Linked DNA regions of Homo sapiens: region 1 is linked to region 2. Evidence: chromatin contacts called from ENCODE Hi-C data. All regions are on one chromosome and are shown on one strand. Each heading gives the region's core, a stretch centred on a gene start or an enhancer-like site at or near the end of the contact. The rest is flanking DNA. Distances are from core to core; before and after follow the strand shown. Region 1 holds the start of MYO1G (myosin IG). Region 2 holds the start of UBE2D4 (ubiquitin conjugating enzyme E2 D4).

Region 1 (6,797 bases), core at 272-2,771, 1.1 Mb before region 2:
AGCCCAAGAGCCTGGGGGTGGGGAGGAGGCCACACTTGTCAGAGTTCCGAAGGACTGACTTTGAATTTGCCCAAGAGGAGCCCCAGGTCTGGCCCAGGGTGGAGCCAGAGGCTGCCCACTTACAAATTTGGGGATTTTTCAGGCCAGTGGCCCCTTATTGCAGTGGTGCGTGACTCAGTTTTATTAGGTACTTGAATAAGTACTTTCAGTTTTATCAGGAATGCATTTGCTTTAAGGTATTCGAGAGAAAAAAATAAACTTAACTTGCCTATCCATTACTTCAAAGTTTAAAAAATGGGATGACTGAAAGACAATAGTTAAACTAGTGCTTATGAGTACAACAAATCTCAAAGGCAGCACATGAATGACTGAAGTTTGGGAATTCTGGAGTCTGCCCTTTGACCTCCCTGTATGAGGGAAGGGGTGAAAGAGAAATGTCACCAGTCTATTTGTAGGATGAGAGAGAACTGCATCCATTTGACCTTTGATGAGAGAATCGCCCCAGTGTTCCTAGAGGATGGGTGTGACCTGCCCCAGTCTGTCCTGGGATGAAAAAGAACTTTTTCCAGTCTGCCTGGAAGCTAAGAGAACTGCACCCCTCCCACTTCTTCCAGGAGCACTAAGTGTCAGGAATGCAGTGTCTGGAGATTTTGGCCACTCCCTAAATGCAGCCGCTCCCCAAATGCGCTGCCTCATCTTCAAAGTGCAGGGACAGCAGCTCTGAGATGAGGCCACAGGGCTCCAGGCATGTTCCTGGTCCTCACTGCAGTTTATGGGGGATCGGCTGGACACAAGTACAAGGCAGAGGACAGTTAGGGGCACAGGGGTCCCACTGAAGGCCAGCCCCATGCAGAGGATGCTCTGGGGTCCTCTGTCCCTCCCCCGTGGCTGGGGTGGGGAATTGCAGTGCTAGGACCACTGGCCCTTGGCAGGTCACACAAGAAGCTTTGCTCGTCTACACCCCAGTGTGGCCTTCACACTGCAAAGAAGGCTGTTGCCCCCACCCCAAAGGCCTGGGCATTAGGATCCTTTTTCATTTTTGTATTAATGTACAATGTACATACAGTATATTGCATCTAGTGTTCAGTTCTGACTTGAGAGACACACACAGCCAGGTAACCAAGATCACGTCAAAAAATCTTTCTTTAAAGTCCCACAAGTGACTCTAACGTGCTGCCAGGGTTGGAAGCCAACCCACGGAGTCTTGTCTCCTGCTTGTGGGTGGAGGGGAGCTTCCGAAGGAGGCCAGCGAAGAACCCTCCAAAGCGGGGAGGACCCAGCATCCGGCCCCTCGCCCCTGGCGTGCAAACGGGTCAGACCGTTAGGCACAGCCTCCTTGTGGGGCGCAGGGACAGGAAGCAGGGTTTAGAGCACCTCGAGGGGGAAGGAGTGGCAAGTGCGGAGGGCAGCCCCTCCCAGGACTAGAACCCACTTCCTACTTTACACCAGCACTGGAGGAGGCTGGTGGGGCAGGGCGGGGGCGGTGGGGCCTCCCCTAGCCTTCCCTCCCCCTCTCCTTCACTGTCCTTCCAGCAGGCACAGGAAGGTGAGGCAAGGTGTTTCCAGCCGGCAGGATGGAGGACGAGGAAGGCCCTGAGTATGGCAAACCTGACTTTGTGCTTTTGGACCAAGTGACCATGGAGGACTTCATGAGGAACCTGCAGCTCAGGTAGGCCCAGGGCAGGAGGCAGTGGCTCCCCTCCTCCAGGGTCTCCCACCTTGCGTCCTCGCAGAGACCTGAGGGAAAGAGGAAGGCACGCTGCTGTCCAAGGGAGGGGGCAGTGGCACACACCCACCCAGACCAGATGGGGCTGAAATGAGTGCCTCAAAGCACGGCCCCAGGGGACAGGAACAGACAAGGAGGCAACTGTCCCTGTCAGGGCTGGCAAGTCAGCACCGGAGCTGCCCACCACCTCAACCCACCCCTGCCTCCCACACAGTCCAGGCATCTTCTGCCCCTTCTTTCCTGCCCGACGGGGCCAGGGCATGACACTTCTTGGACAGATACATACCAGGCACTATCTTTCCAGGAGGGACCAGGGGCACCTCCCTCCAGCCACTTCCCAGCCAGTTGTTGATGCTCCCTCGATGCATCTCATCCATGGGGCCTGGCCTGAGCCCTGGGGACACTGAGATGAAGCAGTCAGGCTCCACCCTAGGGTCCAAACATTCCCACCAAGTTGAGGTGACATTCTCCTGGGGTACATGGAGTATCACAGGACACAGTTGGTAGAAGTGATATTGGAGCCCAATTTACCATCAAGGAGGGCAGGTGGAGGGCAGGGAGAAGCCCGGGAGGTAGGGGCATGGCACAGTAGGGTGGCCATACAGGCAGCTGGGCTTCCTGCCAGGACTCCCAGGGAGGGGCAGAAGGCCACTCGCTGTGTACTCCGGAAGCTCCCTGGGGAGAGCTTGGGGACCAGGATCCCCACTAAGCACCGAAGGCAAGAGACCACGAGCCTGGCTCAAAGAGGAGGGCTAGCCAGGACGTGAGCTAAGCACTTTGTGCACATTGTTCTACCTCATTCTTATAAAATGAGCTTATGAAACATTGTCCTCTCTATTTTGATGAGGAGAACACTGAGCCCTGGAGACGTGGGTGACTTGTGCCCTCATCCCCAGCTTGTAGGAGGATGGGAGCTAGGCCCAGGAAAACCCATGTCAGAGGTGGTGGAGAAAGAGGAACCTCAGGACAGGCCCACCCAGGACAGGCTGCCGGGAGACAGGGCCATCCAGGGAAGGGTGGGTACCACACACCAAGGGGAGATGGGTCTGAGGGGCAGGCCTGCCAGTCCTCCTCCCAGGGGCAGAAAGGTCAAGAGAAGGGCAGACATCCACCCCCACTGGGGACCAGGTTTGTGAAGGAAAGGGTCAAGAAGTCTGAGGCTGTGCCAGGGGAGAGGCAGCAGCCACTGGCCACAGGCTGGGGGGTCGGGGGTGTAAAGACAACGACATCAACTCCCTCCCTGTCATCTGGGTGGGGCTGGGTGGGGTCCCCTTTTGTCTCTGGGTTCCCGCCCAGGCCTTGAGACAGGAAACAGCCGAGGAGGCCCCTCCTTCCCCTCCCAGCCCAGTCACTTCTCAACCCCATCTCCCCATCTGCCCTGCGGGGTTCACCCCAGGAGCCAGCCCTGACTCACGGCACCCAGTGCAGTCTTGGGCAAGTCTGTTTCCTTTGCAAAATGAGTGGTCATGTTTCCAGTGACCTTGGGATCCCTGGGGAGACCACTGTGGACCCCAAACTCTATGCCGCAATGGAGACAGTCTCTGAGTGGCTCAGCTCACCCAGGATGGCACCAGGGAGACGCAAGGTCAACACCTGCCCCCTTCTTCCTTCTCCACTCTCAGCCCGTCAGGGTGGGAGCGCTGGCCTACTGGGGCCAGGCCCTGATATGGGCTCTGGCGAAAGGCCTGTGGGTGCCTGTAAGCCTGTGAGTGCTGAGGCCTACCCCTGCTGTGTCCAGGTTCGAGAAGGGCCGCATCTACACCTACATCGGTGAGGTGCTGGTGTCCGTGAACCCCTACCAGGAGCTGCCCCTGTATGGGCCTGAGGCCATCGCCAGGTACCAGGGCCGTGAGCTCTATGAGCGGCCACCCCATCTCTATGCTGTGGCCAACGCCGCCTACAAGGCAATGAAGCACCGGTCCAGGGACACCTGCATCGTCATCTCAGGTACCTGTCCCTGCCGCCGGGCCCCCACCCTCGGCATCTTCATTTGTGAACATTTGGGAGGGCCATTAGAGCATCTCCTGTGCCCTGTGTCCTGATGGGGGCCCTAGGACCCCATCTTGCCAGTCTTGGGGGTGTGAGTGGGCACAGGGAGCTGGGCTAAGAGAGCGAACCTGGCTGATTCTCTCAACTCTGGTCTTTCCGGCAGGGGAGAGTGGGGCAGGGAAGACAGAAGCCAGTAAGCACATCATGCAGTACATCGCTGCTGTCACCAATCCAAGCCAGAGGGCTGAGGTGGAGAGGTGAGTGGCAATGGGCAGCTCTGGGCCTCAGCATGGCAGGCCAGGGACCTCAGTGTGGCAGGAAGGGCTGGCTCTGGGGAGTGAGAGACGGCAACTGGAGTCTAGCTCAGGTCAAGTTCAGTGGGAACTTGGGAAGTTTCCAGATAATGCCAACACACCCGGAGGTGAGACAGGGTGACCCATGCCAAGGACCTCTCCTTGGGTGGGTGAGACCTAGCCAAGGTACTGGGCCTACCAGCTGGGAGGAGGCAGCAGCCACAGGTAGGATGAGGAGAAGTGCAGCAGGGCCCAGAGATGCTTGAAATGGCTCATGGACAGGGCAGCAGGCAGATTCCATGGAAACCTGGAGAAGCTGGCAGGCCCTGGCCAAGATGGCCAAGCATGCCAGGTGGCTGTGTGGGTGATGGCCAGGAGCCTTGAAACCAGGAAACCTGTCCCTTATGGAAGCAGCTTCCTCTGTCAGTGCCTGTCTCTTCCTATCAAGAGGCAGCGAGATGGGATTCAGGGGGGACAAGCAATGTCAGTTCCTGAGCACATATGGCCAGCACCACTGCCCACCCCTGCAGCTGGAGGTCTAAAGCCCAGTGGTCAGAACAGCCCCTCCTCCCCAGGCTGCAGCTGAGGCCTGGGAGGGGAAGAGGTGGCTGTGAGAAACAAGGACCTCAATGCTACACAGACCATGCTGAGCACAGCCAGCCCGGCAAGTGCATTTCCCAGCCTCTCAGAGGTGAAGTGACCGTCACACAACCTCAGAGGCAACACTGGGCGAGGCCAGGCCATTGGTTCCCTCTCAGCAAGTTCAGAGGAACTCATCCTGAGATGCTGTGATTTCTGTTGGGAAGACTCAGGGGCAGAGACAGCATTCCCCAGATGGGAAGTCTTTGCCTTAAGACCCAGCCCCTCTGCCCTGACAGGGTCAAGGACGTGCTGCTCAAGTCCACCTGTGTGCTGGAGGCCTTTGGCAATGCCCGCACCAACCGCAATCACAACTCCAGCCGCTTTGGCAAGTACATGGACATCAACTTTGACTTCAAGGGGGACCCGATCGGAGGACACATCCACAGCTACCTACTGGAGAAGGTGGGCAGGTGGGCTGAGGAGACCTCCATGGGGAGCCCTGGCCGAGACCCATCCCAGGCCTGGGAAGGTACCCATCCCGACGGTGCAGCTTAGGAGGGCTGGGCTGTCTCTCCCTGTGGCCCTTCTCTGGGCCTCAGTGTCCTCATAGTCAGGACTCTCTGACCCCCAGCCTGCCTTGCACCTGGGAATGTTCAGATGGGGTCCCCAGGGTCAGACTCCTTCCCAGGCCTGAGTCCATCTGCCCCTCTCTCCTCAGTCTCGGGTCCTCAAGCAGCACGTGGGTGAAAGAAACTTCCACGCCTTCTACCAAGTAAGCCCTGAGGGCAAGGGGAGGTGGAAAAATGGGGTGGGGAAAGGGAGGGCAGCAAGCTGGACCAGCTTGTGACCCTTCCATCACTACCCCAATTCCCCCTCTCTGCCCACTCAACCCCACCTAGCCCATCGTCCTCACTCCCCACCACACTCACCCCAACCAGTACCCCACACCCCACAAACAAGAGGGTGTGACTTGCAGGGAACAAAAGCAGGATGTCCCCTTTATCTGAGACACCTCCAGATGAGGGCTCTCTGGGACCCATAAGTGTCTCTGTGAACAATAAGCTCCCCACGAGGTGGGCTTCCCCTGGGATTACAGGCAGTGTCTCTAGTGGTATCAGAGCTCAACACTGAAGTGGTGCTCCTGGGGACACGGGCATTGACTCTGAGCACCTCTGTGAGATAGGCGCGCCCAGGGACTGTCTCCACAAGCTTTGACACCCCACTGAGGTGGGAGCTCCCTGGAAACAAACAGTGTCTCTGCAGTCTCAGAGCTTGACACTGAAGTGGAGCTCCCTGGCACGCCAGCGGTGTGTTTGCAAACTGTGGCCTGCCCACTGTGTCCTCTGGTTCACAGACAGTGTTTCCACAGACTCCGAACTCCCCCACTGAACTGGGAGCACCCTATGACTGGAGCAGTGTCTCTAGGGACTTGGAGCTCCCCACTGAGTTAGGAGTTCCCTGCAGCACAGACATGGTCCCCACCAACTCTCAGCTCCCCAGTGCAGTGGGAGCTCCCTGGAACACAGCAGTTTCTCCCTGGTACACAGGCGGTGTTTCCATGGATTCTGAGCTCTTTACTGAGGTGGGAGCTCCCTGAGACAAGCACAGTGTCTCACAGACTCTGTGCTCCCCATGAGACAGGAGCTCCCTGGGTAGCGGGCAGGGTCTCCAGGGTCTATGAACCGCCCGCTGAGGTGGGAGCCTCCTGGGATGCAAGGAGTGCCTTTAAGGACTCTGAGCTTCCATGGTGTGGTGCTCCCTGGGACACGGCAGTGTCTTCACGACTCTGACTTCCCACTGAAGTCACACTCTCTGGGACACAGCAGTGTCTGTAAGGACTCTGAACTCCACTGAGGTGGGAGCCCCCTGGGCTGTCTTTCCAGTGAGTCTGCACTGAGGTGGGAGCTCACTGGGAAACCAGTAGTGTCTCTGTGGACTCTGACCTTTATTTGAGGTAAAAGCTCCCTGAGACACTGGCAGTGTCTCCACAGACTCTGAGCCTCCCCCTGGTGGGAGCCCCTGGGAACACAGAGGGCGTCTCCACAGACTCTGAGCTCTCACTGAAATGAAGCTCCCTGGGACTCCGGCAGGATCTCCACAGACTCTTACCTCCCCACTGAAATGGGAGATTTTGGGACATGGGCAGGGTCTCCATGGACTCAGAGTTCCCCCATTGAAGGGGGAGTTCGGTGGCACATGGGCATTGT
Region 2 (6,482 bases), core at 1,751-4,250:
TTTTTTTTTTAAGACAGAGTCTCGCTCTGTCACCCAGGCTGGAGTGCAGTGGCACAATCTCAGCTCACTGCAACCTCCACTCCTGGGTTCAAGCAATTCTCCTGCCTCAGCCTCCCAAGTAGCTGGGATTACAGGCATGCACCACCATGCCCAGCTAATTTTTTTGTATTTTTATTACAGAAGAGGTTTCAGTAAGTTGGCCAGGCTGGTCTCAAACTCCTGACCTTAAATGATACACCCGCCTTGGCCTCCCAAAATGCTGTGATTACAGGCATGAGCCACCTCACCCGGCCATTTTTTTATTTTTAGTAGAGATGGAATTTTGCTGTGTTGCCCAGTTGGTCTCCAACTCCTGGACTCAAGCAATCCACCTGCCTCGGCCTCCCAGAGTGCTGGGATATAGGCATGAGCCACTGTACCCAGCCTGTCCTTGATTCTTATCAAGGAAAAGTTCTCCCTGGCCTTATGATTTCAATTACCTTGGATCTATAGTTGACATTTCATGCTCAAGGCCCAAACTTGTTTTTCCAAACGCTCCCTTTTATAAATCTTATCAGCCTACACATTTGAATATGTAGGCTCAAACCTTTATTCCTTAATCTCTCCTACCCTCCTCCCTGCCTTCAAAACTTCTGATTCCCCATCCTAGACACTGACACCACCATCCACTAAGTGACCCATTTTGTACACCTCCTTGTTTCACTTTCACCACATCCTCTCCTCGAGTCCTGTCAATTCCACTTCTGCAATGTGGTCCAGGCACTGCTCTGGCCTAGCATCCATTCCATGGTCATTAATTTGGACAAAGCCTCTACTGAACCTTCACAACAGCCTCTAGTCTCCCTCTGTCCCACTTCCGGCCACACTGCTGCCAGAAAGATCTTTTTAGAACACAGATCTCAGCATGTCATTCACCTGCTTCAAAGTCCTAGGATGACAGATGACCCCTTTCAGAGAATAACTCATCAGAATTATCTCTCTTTTGGACAGCTATTTATTTAAAAAAAAAAAAAAGAGTCATACTCTCAGAGATCCTGTAATTCCACCTCTGGCAATCAAACCCAGTAATGTGAATTAAGGAAAAGGCTCATTGTACAATGATGGTTGATCTGGTTTGGATATTTGTCCCCCCCAAATCTCATGCTGAAATGTGATCGCCAGTGTTGGAGGTGGGGCCTAGTGGGAGGTATCTGGGTCGTGGGGGCGGATTCCTCATGAATGGCTTGGTGGCCCCCCCACAATAATAAGTGAGTGCTCACTCTATTAGTTCATGTGAGATCTGGGTGTTTAAAAGAGGTGGCATCTCTCTTGCTCCCTCTCTTACCAGGTGACACGCCTGCTTCTCCTTTGCTTTCTGCCATGATTGTAAGCTTCCTGAGGCCTCACCAGAAGCAGATGCTGGCACCATGCTTCTTGTACAGCCTGCAGAACCGAGAGCCAAATAAACCTCTTTTCTTTATTAATTACCCAGCCTCAGATATTCCTTTATAGCAACACAAAACAGACTAATACACAGTTCGTAACAGCAAATACTTAGTGAAGAATTTTGAACAATAACAGCAGCTAACTCGTATTGAGTGTTTGGTATACAGCAAGCATGTGCTAAACACATTTCATAGCATTTAATTCTCAAAACAACTCTGTAAACATGTAGGACTGGGAGGCTAGGAATGATAAAGTGCCTTGCCCAAGGTCCCACTATAAGTGACCTCACATTCTCTAACCCAGGTCTGTCTGACACCCAAGTCCATACTTTTACCTACTACAGGTAATGACTAAATAAGTTACTAGTCATGTACTTGTGGAAAGTTAATGTTAAAAATTAGTTATAGGACTGGGCATGGTGTCTCACGTTGTAATCCCGCCACTTTAGGAGGCAGAGGCAAGAGGACCGCTTAAGCCCAGGAGTATGAGACCAGCCTGGGCAACATATCGAGACACTGTCTCTACAAAAAATAAACAATTGGCTGGCATGGTGGCATGTAGTCCCAGCTACCCAGGAAGCTGAGGAGGGAGGATCACTTGAACCTAGAAGGTTGAGGCTGCAGTGAGCCATGATTGTGCCACTGTACTCCAGCCTGGGCGATACTCCAGCCTGGGCGACAGAGCAAGACCTCAAAAAAAAAAAAAAAAAAAGTTATAAATACTACTTCACAACATGCTTACATTTACTATTATGTGAATAAGTGGAATACAAAATGCAGTATAATTGTTTTAAATATAGAAAAAAAACTGAAGGTAGGTATGCTAAAATGTTAACAAATAGTAAAGTGATAGAATTAGAAATACTTCTTTCTTCTACTGTTGTGCGTTTTCCAAATTCTAGTGAATGCATTAAACCCTCATGGACTCCCTCTTACCTGCAGGATAAAAACCAGTTACTTCAGCACTGCTCCTAAGGACCACCCAAGTCCACACCATCTGCCCTTCAGCTTCCCCGCTACCCTGTCAGTCCTCCAAGCCTCGTAGTCTCCCCGTTGCAGGGAAAGCCTTTTCCCCTTTTCCCCACCTGCCGAGTTCCTACTCATCCCTTAGGACCCAGCTTCTTCCTGGATACCCTTCTGGATACCCACCCAGCCCTTCTGGATACCCTACAGGGGGAACCCGCTGTCCAGAAGCCTGCAGGTGGCCCCACGGCGCCCCGCCCGCATGACGCAGCCCTCGTGGCCACGGCCCGGCCCCGCCCCGCGCTCGCGCAATCCCTTTCTCAGGCTGCGTTCGCTTTTCAGGCTGCGCGGGAGGCTGTTCTGCCTCCTTCCCAGGCAGGTGTATCCGCGACTCGCGGAGCCTCCGTCACCTTTCACTTCACGGCAGCGGCGCCCCGCCCACACCTCGACGCTTCGGACACCCAAAGAGTTGGAGGGTGGGAAAGTGCGTACCTTCTGGATCCGCTTTAGCGCCATCCTACCCCGCTGCCGGGGACCCGGGCGGCCCGGCCGGGGCTGCCTGAGGCGGCCCGCTGCCGGCTCAGCCGCCACCAAGCTGCACGCCGGGAGCCGCAGCCTGCGCTTGCGCGCGCGGGGCACTGTGGGGCCGTCGTCGCCGCGTGCCGAGCGTCCTGGCGCGGCCGAGGGGAAGCAGCGGGGCTGCCCGGGTTACGCTGGCCACCCGCACCTGGTCCTGTGGCTTCGACCACTAGTCAGCAAGGCCCCGGAGAGGCCAGCGAAGAGGAGGGGCTCGTTGGCTTTACGGAGACGCGCGGAGCACCCTCAAGGTGCCACACGCTCGCCTGCTCCCTGTTCCTACATCCTGGGCGTCTTCCCAGGCTGTCATATAACTCCTGAGAATAGTGGTTCTTAACTCTGTAAGTATATATACCCTCGTACGCCTTATGGCTGGATGCGTTACAGCCATTTCCATGTAGATGTCTGTGCATACGTTCACACGCAAAACTCTCCGCAGTTTTGGAGATCTCCGTGTTCAGTCGTACCTCACGTGATCTTGCACTGCCAACATTGAGAACCCTGGCCTTAGACTATGCATCTCCCAAACTTAATTATCTGTCTCCTTCCTATTTTCCCAAGACTTGGCAGGCGTCTAGGTCAGAGTTGTTCAAACTGAGGGTTATGAACTAGTGTGTCACGAAATCAATTTAATAGGTTGCAACCAACATTTTTTTGAAAAAAAAAAAAAAAAAGCCAGACGAGGTGGCTCACGCCTATAATCCCAGCACTTTGGGAGGCCGAGGCAGGCGGATCACTTGAGGTCAGGAGTTCGAGACCAGCCTGGCCAACATGCTGAAACTCCGTCTCTACTAAAAATACAGAAATTAGCTGGGCGTAGTGACGTATGCCTGTAATCCCAGCTACTTGAGAGGCTGAGGCACGAGAATCACTTGAACCCAGGAGGCAGAGGTTGCAGTGAGCTGAGATCACACTGTTGCACTCCAGCCTGGGTGACAGAGCGAGACTCTGTCTCAAAAATAATAAAAAATAAAAATAAAAAAACAGAATAAAATATCAGTGCATTTCACATAGTAAAGGTAAGAATTGTGGAAGTTTTGTTGGTGTGTGTATGTAGATGATATTTAATCTTCAGACTGAGACATGTTTGAGCATGAAAGTGGCTGTTAATATAATTACTCTGGGACCAACGCTGTAATCTAGAATTGTCTCCAGCCAGCCAAGACACATGGTCACCTCTATGTTTGTACTCAGTCAGCATATAAAATGTATTATAGACATTTCAATAGTTGCCCAGCTTTGTCCCTGGCTTTCACGCTCCCATTCCCCCAATCTGTCCTCCACACAACTTCATGAACTGTCTGAAATATAAAGCTTACCACACTGCATCCTTACCCAGAACTCTTCAAGGAAGCCCCGTGGCCTACAGCATCACATTCACTGTCATCCAGGGGCCTTCAAAATCCAGGATCCTCGGCCGGGCACAGTTACTCATGCCTGTAATCCCAGCACTTTGGGAGGTTGAGGTGGGTGGATCCCTTAGTCCAGGAGTTCTAGACCATCCTGGGCAACATGGTGAAACCCCGTCTCTACAAAAAATACAAAACTTAGCTGGGCATGGTGGTGTGCACCTGTAGTCCCAGCTACTTGGGAGGCTTACTTGAGCCCAGGAGATCAAAGTTGCAGTGAGTTGTGATGGCACCACTGCACTCCAGGCTGGGAGACAAAGCAAGACCCTGTCTCAAAAAAACAAAAACTCAAAGTATCCTCCAGCTTTACCTTCTCCTTCCTACCTCCAGCCCACCTGACTATCAAGTGTTTCCATCACCACAGCATCTACATTCCTTGACTAGAGCATTCACCTTCCAAAGCCAGCTCAAGCATCACCCATTGAACAGCCCAAGTCAAGCACTTCCCCTTGGTGTCAAACATTGACAACAGAAATTTTTGTTAGTCCATGGGCCATCCATCCTCCTACATTATTGACATGGCCTTCCCTCCCCATAAAACAAGTGATTCTAGATTTTATAAATGTTGATATATTTGTGTAAGAATATATAAATGGTTATTTATGTGCTAATAATGTATATGGTGGTTTTGAAGTCTCAAATCTCAAAAATATTACTTTTGGATGGTAGGTTTACTAATGTGTTAATCTCTAAAATTTCTACAGAGAATTTGCATCATTTGTATAATTCAGGAAAAAAACATATAATAGAAAATGAAAAATTCTGTTTCTATTCCCTGTTGGTAGTTTAGTGCATAGTTTTCTAAACTTTTTAGCATGCTTATATGTAATGTTTCATTTTTAACATTGAAATAATTTTAGATGTACAGAAATGTTGCAAGAATAATACACAATTGGTCAGGTGCAGTGGCTTATGCCTGTAATCGCAGCACTTTGGGAGGTCAAGGCAGGTGGATTGCTTGAGGCCAGGAGTTTGAGCTCAGCCTGGCCAACATGGTGAGACCCCATCTCTACAAAAAATACAAAATTTAGCCAGGTGTGGTGGCATGCACCTGTAGTCCCAGCTACTTGGGAGGCTCAGGCTCAATAATTGTTTGAACCCAGGAGGCAGAGATTGCAGTGAGCTGAGATTGCACCACTGCCCTTCAACCTGGGCAACAGCGAGACTGTGTCTCAAAAAAAAAATAATAATAATACACAAAAGATTTTTAAATGGATAAATTTGACTACATGAAAGTTTAAAACTTTTGTGCTTCAAGCAATACCAACTAGAAAACAAAAAGACAACACACAGAATGCGAGAAAATGTTTGAAATAATAATATCTCAGTACAGTCTAAGATGCAGAGTATATTAAGAACATTTAGAACTCAATAAAAAAGACAAATAACCCAATTAAAAACTGGGCAAAAGATGTGAATAGAAATTTCTTCAAAGAAGATACTCAACTGGACAATAAGCACATTTTAAAAAAATCAGGCTGGGTGTGGTGGCTCAGGCCTGTAATCTCAACACTTTGGGAAGCTGAGGTTGGAGGATTGCTCGAGGCCAGGAGTTTGAGACCAGATTGGGCAACATAGCGAACCCCTGATTCTACAGAAAAATTTAAAAGTTAGCTGGATGTGGTGGTGTGCATCTGAGGGCACAGCTATTCGGGAGGTTGAGGTATGATTATTGCTTGATTCCAGGAATTTGAGGCTGCAGGGAGCTATGATTGAGCCACTGTACTCCAGCCCAGGAGACAGAGCAAGACCCTGTCTCTTTGGGAAAAAAAAAAAAAAAAAGGCTGGGCACAGTGGCTCACACCTGTAATTCCAGCACTTTGGGAGGCCAAAGAGGGCAGATCATGAGGTCAGGAGTTTGAGACCAACCTGGCCAATATGGTGAAACCCCATCTCTACTAAAAATACAAAAATCAGCTTGGCATGGTGGTGCATGCCTGTAATCTCAGCCAGTTGGGAGGCTGAAGCAGGAGAATCGCTTGAACCTGGGAGACAGAGGTTGCAATGAGCCGAGATTGTACCACTGCACTCCAGCAGCCTGGGCAACAGAGCGAGACTCCTTCTAAAAGAAAGAAAGAAAGTAAGAGAGAGAGAGAGGAGAAAGAGAGAG

What was found. A loop is a pair of places that touch in the nucleus more often than their neighbours do. Pooled maps may share reads with other maps.
Region 1: a pooled map shows a loop between it and region 2 (5-fold over the local background). The contact joins the promoter of MYO1G here to the promoter of UBE2D4 in region 2. A Hi-C loop is called at or near these places in 5 of 50 pooled maps.

The regions. Positions count from the first base shown.
Region 1 is chr7:44,973,739-44,980,535 of GRCh38, reverse strand. It overlaps MYO1G (myosin IG), which reads left to right and starts at 1,521. Exons shown (of 22, transcript NM_033054.3): 1 at 1,521-1,669; 2 at 3,465-3,673; 3 at 3,879-3,972; 4 at 4,887-5,052; 5 at 5,309-5,362. The coding sequence starts at 1,575. RefSeq lists enhancers at 1,139-1,188, 1,219-1,288 and silencers at 1,489-1,578, 6,473-6,552.
Region 2 is chr7:43,922,954-43,929,435 of GRCh38, reverse strand. It overlaps UBE2D4 (ubiquitin conjugating enzyme E2 D4), which reads right to left and starts at 3,000. Exons shown (of 7, transcript NM_015983.4): 1 at 2,880-3,000. The coding sequence starts at 2,903. It also overlaps a transcript of URGCP not described here. RefSeq lists a silencer at 2,567-3,106.